Linked DNA regions of Homo sapiens: region 2 is linked to region 1. A link is a loop called in an ENCODE intact Hi-C map of the cell type or tissue named here. Cell type or tissue: PC-3. All regions are shown on one strand. Links, peaks and the distances in the headings refer to the core of each region. The heading gives the core; the rest is flanking DNA.

Region 1 (2,925 bases), core at 259-2,758:
GTTTTCAAGTAACAGAAAATCAACTTCAACTAATTCAGACAGCCAAAATAGGCAAAGAGATGCATTGGTTAATGAAAATTCAAGATTGAAGAAACAGGAAGGATGCAAATGCATCTAGCCTTAGATCAACAGGACATCTTGGCCTGATTTTTGCAAGATCGCTTTCTCGCTCTCTCTCTCTTTCTCTCTCTCATTCTTCCTCACCTTGACTCACTTTTGCTCTTCTCAGGGGGTTGGTTCATTCTGTTTCACTGAAGACTTACCTTCTTCACGAGGTAAGCTGGAGGTGTGGAATGTGAGCTGACAGCTTCTCAATTTCCCATTGTGTAGTTCTTATGCACTACAGAGGTACTGAGTCTCTTCTTTACCTGAGGGTTGAAATTGCTCAGGAAAGAGCTTTGAATGGCTCAGTCTGAAGAAGGTGTCTATCCCTGAGCTAATAAAAAAAACTAATCAACAGTGCTGCCTTGTAAGAACTTCGTGGCTTTCATAGGAACCACAGGCTGGATTGAGGAGGGGAGAGGAGATTAGGAGAGAGGTTCCAGAGGAAGAGGAGGAGCAAGGGCAGTTGGTATTAACAGAAAGAGGAAACAGTACATGCCCACTAGAGAAACAATACGTGTCCATGTCATACAACTCTCTGAGTACAAAATATTCTTTATCTTTGTTTAAGTAAATGAGCTGATGTATGCTGATTTCTCACTACCCTACATCCACTCCCAAATTTTTTTTTCTCCTTTTAATTTTGTGGGAAAAAAATAGGCTTATTTGTATGTACTTGATAATTCAGACTTTTTTATGTTATAAAATGTTGTCTCATAAAATTCAACTTTTTCCTTCATTTATTTGTTTGTTCATTGGCTATTCCTGGCTCCACAAAAAAGTTTGAAATGATTTAAAGAAAACACATTCAGACCCCTTCCATTATGTTGATGTGCTAAAAGTAAAACAAATCCTTCACATAGCCTGGGCTGAAAATAAACTATGATCTCAAATGCAGACTCAAAGCATCATCCTGAAACCCACCCTGCAGAAGTCTCATAAAACTGCCATTTGAGTCACTTTTTATTTCTTCAGACTTTACTCTAAAGGTTATGTAAGCATGGTGCAGCCCATGGCTCATCTCAATAATGGGTAAAGGAAAACTTCAAAAATCTCCCAGGAATTTCCTTTGGTTATAAATTAATAGAAAGGGTTGAATTGTTGACAGTCAATGGATAAATTTGACAAAGGATTACTCATTAAAAACACAAACAAAAAGAAACCAAAACCACGCTGGTTTTGAGAACTGACCTCACTAGCAATATTTTTTTTCCCTTTTCTTCCCCTTTTTGCCCTTTTTTGGATGGCTCTAAAGCATAAGGTACTGTTGAAAAATTGAACAGAGCAATTATTTTAGCACACCTTTCTTGCTTTACTTTCTCTGGCATTCATCTTTTCAGGAATAGTTGCAGAGTCTGTCCTGATAGGCAGAGAACATTGCCCACTGGAGGGCACTTTGGCATGCCTTATTCATGTAGTCGACCTACACTCATGAGAACCTACTGGGTGCCCGGTAGAGTTCTAGATGCTGAGGTTACAATCTGGAACAATCAGAGCAAGTAACAATCTCCATAACATTCATAATATTCTCTGGCTTTTCTTCTTAATTCTGTTCTTGGACTTTTTTTTTTTTACTTGATCTTATTTGGTTATCACATACAAATTTCCAAATATATAACTTCCAAATAGGTAGCAACGTGTGTCTAATAGAGTCTCATAAATCTGATGGCATGGAAATATGTCTGCATTTCTGGTTGCCACTTCAAATTCAATATTTTCTAAAAAGGAATCATCGCCATGTGCTTTCAGTGTCCTCCTTCATTTGGACACTGTTCTCTACATTTGGTAGTTATGGCTTCTCTATCCCCAGCCTGTCACTCAGACTTAAAATCCCAGGCACCATTCTAATGGCTTCAAACAGGTCTTTTTATCTCCAGTATTTCCTCTCTCTGCTCCAGATTAAATATTTTTGCCAGAGGAAAATTCATGACAAAAAAAATCGCTAAATTAGAGCATATATAGGAAATAATTTTGTAAACTCTGAAGGAATGTCCCATGCTGGCTTTTGTTTGCTTGTTCGTTTAAATGACTATGTTACTATCCAGCTGAGGAATTTTCAAACTCTTGAATCAGATGTTTGAGGCCCTATGAGATCTATTCCTTGTAATTATTTGCTTTCAAATTTTCTATGAATTGGATGACTTTAATTGTTCACTGTATCTTTCACAGCCACAATGAAGACACTTCTTGCTCAGATCATGCTTTTCCTTTGTCCTGGAATTCATATCTCCCAATACACTTCTTCATGCCTCTCTTCTTGCCAGCAACCACTTAACTCTGCCAGAAAGAGAGGCCATGTAGTAGGAGTAATGGAATTCCACAGGGCACAGGATAACTGTGGCTTCATGGGTCAGTTAACATAAACCTTTATTTGAAAATGTCAGTCGTAGGAAGGCTAGAAAGAAGTGTTCTAATTTGGGGAAGGAGGGTGAGGTTTTATGAGACTTTAGTGGTAAGGGGCCAGTCAATGAACACTAGTTTCAGAAATAGAACTAAAGAGATTGTTCTTGCAGTGTGGATAGTTGGACAGTCTGGAGTTTATTGAGAGTGGTGGGGAGGATGTGTTAGGGGCTAAGGTTATTTGCAAGAAGCAGTGGGGAGAAGAAATGCAGAGAAAGAGGACAGGAGGGCTGCAAGGGAAAATTGTCAGGCCTCAAGTCCTTCAGGGTCTCACAGTGCACTCCTATCTCCACTGTGGATTTGCCTTAGGGCACAGAGCTAATAAGATTGCTTCCAAATCTCAGAGACTGACCTCGAAATTTTCAGTAAAGAGAAAAATAAATGAAAGTCTGTGTTGTAAAAATTTTTTGTGGTTGATTTAAC
Region 2 (2,925 bases), core at 159-2,658, 190 kb after region 1:
ATAACACTGTGTTGAAGCTTCAAATGTTGACTGCCTCCTATATGGGGAATAAATTTTTACTGACATACTAATTCCTCCAGCTTTAAAACAAAAATTAATATAAAAGACAACATTTAAAAACTCCAAATAGTAACAATTTTACTTGTATTAATACTTACTTCTTTTACATGAAACTAGTTTATCCCTTTTTGGGGGTGGAAGGGAACACAGAAATGACACTCCTGACCTAATTGTGATCAAAATTATTCAGCATTAGAAAAGTGGGTCAGCATTTATCATTCAGAAAATCTAGGTCAGGTCAGCATTTTCCAACTAGTCTCTTAAAATGCAAAACATGAAAATGCAAGAATGTTAGCCTGCATATGAATGCACAAACACACATATATATAATTTGCCCAAAAAAAGTGACCAGAATTGGTTGAAAAGATTTCCACTAATACATAAAAATTATCAACATTTTCTTTTGGCATTATTAGCGTATAAATTTAAACTTTGTTGCTTATCACGTGGTAGGGTGATGATATTGCACCAAATAGGCAAGTAACCTCAGTTTAATTTGAGAGCAAGAAATCAGGCTTGATTAATATTTAGATATGAACCCATCACCCATCTCTTCTCAGCAACAGTGGCCACAAAATATTTGGGTTAATGAAGTAATCCAAGTATAAAAATTTGACCTTAGGTGAATCAACATCTCACATCTCCACTTGTCAGTTTCATTTCATTTGTAAAATGTGGGGGCTGGATTAAACAACCATTTGTTCTCACCAGTCATATTTTAAAAATGTACAGAGACATTTTCTACTTAATACTTTCCATTTAACAACTTTCATGGATATGATGAGTAAAACTACAGTACAGAGTAGAAGCGCTTGAACTCTGTTTTCCACTGGCAACACTGATTTTGTAGTTATTTTCATCTCATTATCATGGTACCTACAATTAATTTGCTGTTTGTGCTGCTTTGTTTTGGAGCTATTTTATATAAACCTCAGATCTAAAGATAAGGCAAAAGGGTGTCAAGAGTTAGAGAAGGCATACGCAAAACAATGATAAATGGTAGAGTGAAAAAAAATTAGAATAAATGCTCCATATATGTCTTTGATAAAAAGGTTGGACAAGAGACAGTATTCTGAAGGAAAAGAGCAAAGCCTGCTGTAAAGTCCTCTGACCTTGCAATCAAGAAAAAAACAAAAACTGATAAAATGTCCTATCATATGGTATGAAATCTAACTGCTTATTAGAACCACTTGGAGCTTAAAAAGCCATCATTGCCCAGAAATTTGGATTTAACTGGTCTGGGCACCTACAGTTTCTTAAAATTCCCTGAAAGCTTTTTTTTGAGATGGAGTCTCACTCTGTTGCCCAGACTGGAGTGCAGTGGCATGATCTCGGCTCATTGCAACCTCCACCCCTTGGGTTCAAGCAATTATCCTGCCTCAGCCTCCCGAGCAGCTGGGACTACAGGTGCACGCCACCAAGCCCGGCTAGTTTTTTTTGTATTTTTAGTAGAAATGGGGTTTCACCATGTTGGTCAGGCTAGTCTCGAATGCCTGCCTCAGCCTCCTGGAAGTTTTTCTTTGCAATCAGTATTCAAAAGCTTTGCTAGAGAAGATCAGCACCCACATCAGATTCCTATTAGCCTAATGAAGTGGTTATCAAAGGTGTGGTTCATGGAACCCTTTCATGGGTTCATAAGATCAGAACTATTTTTATAATACTAAGATACTTGCCTTTTAACTGTGATGCCATTTTCATGGATGATGCAAAAGCAATATTAGCAACAGAATTATCTGAACTGCTACCTCCTCACCCACTCCTGACATAAAAAATTTGCTTTTCTTAATATTTTTGTGCAATTAATGGTATTGTTGCATAGTTGAAAGGGCACAGCATTTCGTGACAAATTGGTTCCGTTTAAATCTTAGCTCTGCTATTTATAAGCAGTGTGATGTTGGGCAAGACACTTGGCTCTCCGCATCTGTTTCTTCATATGAAAAATGTGGCCAATAATACGACTTTAATAAAACCTTGTATGTAAAATAAAACACCTGTCAGAGTAGGTGCTTAACGAAAACAGTAAGCCCTCACTTAACGTCATCCACAGGTCCTTGGAAAATGCAACTTTAAGCCAAAAGATATATAACAAAAAAAATTTACCATAGGCGAATTGATATAAACAAGAGTTAAGTTCCGATGGCATATTTCTAGTCACAAAAGCATCACCAAACTTCCAAATCAATATCAAAACCCTTCTAATATTCAACACTGAAGTAAATGTGAGTTATACATCCACTTAAGAAAGATTAATAAAAACAAGTAAGATAGCTGGCTATTTGCTATTTCAGTTCAGTGTTGACGGTGCCGGGAGCCATCCCAGTAGCCTGGAGTATAGGACATCATTCCAGTGCAGAGCACTCAAACTGGGAGAGTGTAGACACCTCAACAAACCCATTGTATATATCTCTGGGATGTAGAAGGGAACTGGAGTACCAAGAGAAAATCCATGCAGACATGGGAAGAACAGACATGAAGACAACGTGCAATTGGGAATGGAGTTTCTTCCTCATACACGTTATTGAGGATCTGCTGTATTTCTTTCCCATCCAATAAATCATCCAAGCTGGAGCTGTGCTTCATCACCCTTCATTAAGTATCTTCAAAACGATTTTCCTAGTTTTCCTTTCCTTTCAACCCAACTGCTCATCAGAGTTGAGACATTCAATCATTGTATACCTGAACTACAGCACTTGTTTTCAAGCTGGTCTCCCAGATTCTAATCTTCCTCCATTTAAATATACTCTATGTTGTTACCAGTTGGTTTTCTAAAATGCACACCTTTTATTTCCCTGCTCCAAAGCCTTTATCAAGTAAGCAATTAAACATCATCAAAATATAAAGTCTTTGGCATGGCACAAAGCTCTT

Evidence for each region. Peaks named below come from ENCODE experiments on the same cell type or tissue, not always from the same donor. Only the 100,000 strongest peaks of a DNase experiment are listed, where the experiment ranks them.
Region 2: it touches region 1 in a loop (4-fold over the local background); 2 of 110 quality-filtered maps call a loop at or near these places.

What each region holds. Positions count from the first base shown.
Region 1 is chr5:82,884,708-82,887,632 of GRCh38, forward strand. No RefSeq gene overlaps it. Among named protein-coding and RNA genes, the nearest start is that of LINC01338, 26 kb to the left of the region's middle. In PC-3, for the core only: a CTCF peak has its summit at 1,497 (motif pointing right); a DNase peak (open chromatin) is centred at 1,174; H3K27ac peaks cover 1,484 bases.
Region 2 is chr5:83,071,205-83,074,129 of GRCh38, forward strand. The region is part of intron 1 of TMEM167A (transmembrane protein 167A); the gene reads right to left. Among named protein-coding and RNA genes, the nearest start is that of TMEM167A, 4.7 kb to the right of the region's middle. In PC-3, for the core only: no CTCF peak of the experiment used is centred there; no DNase peak of the experiment used is centred there.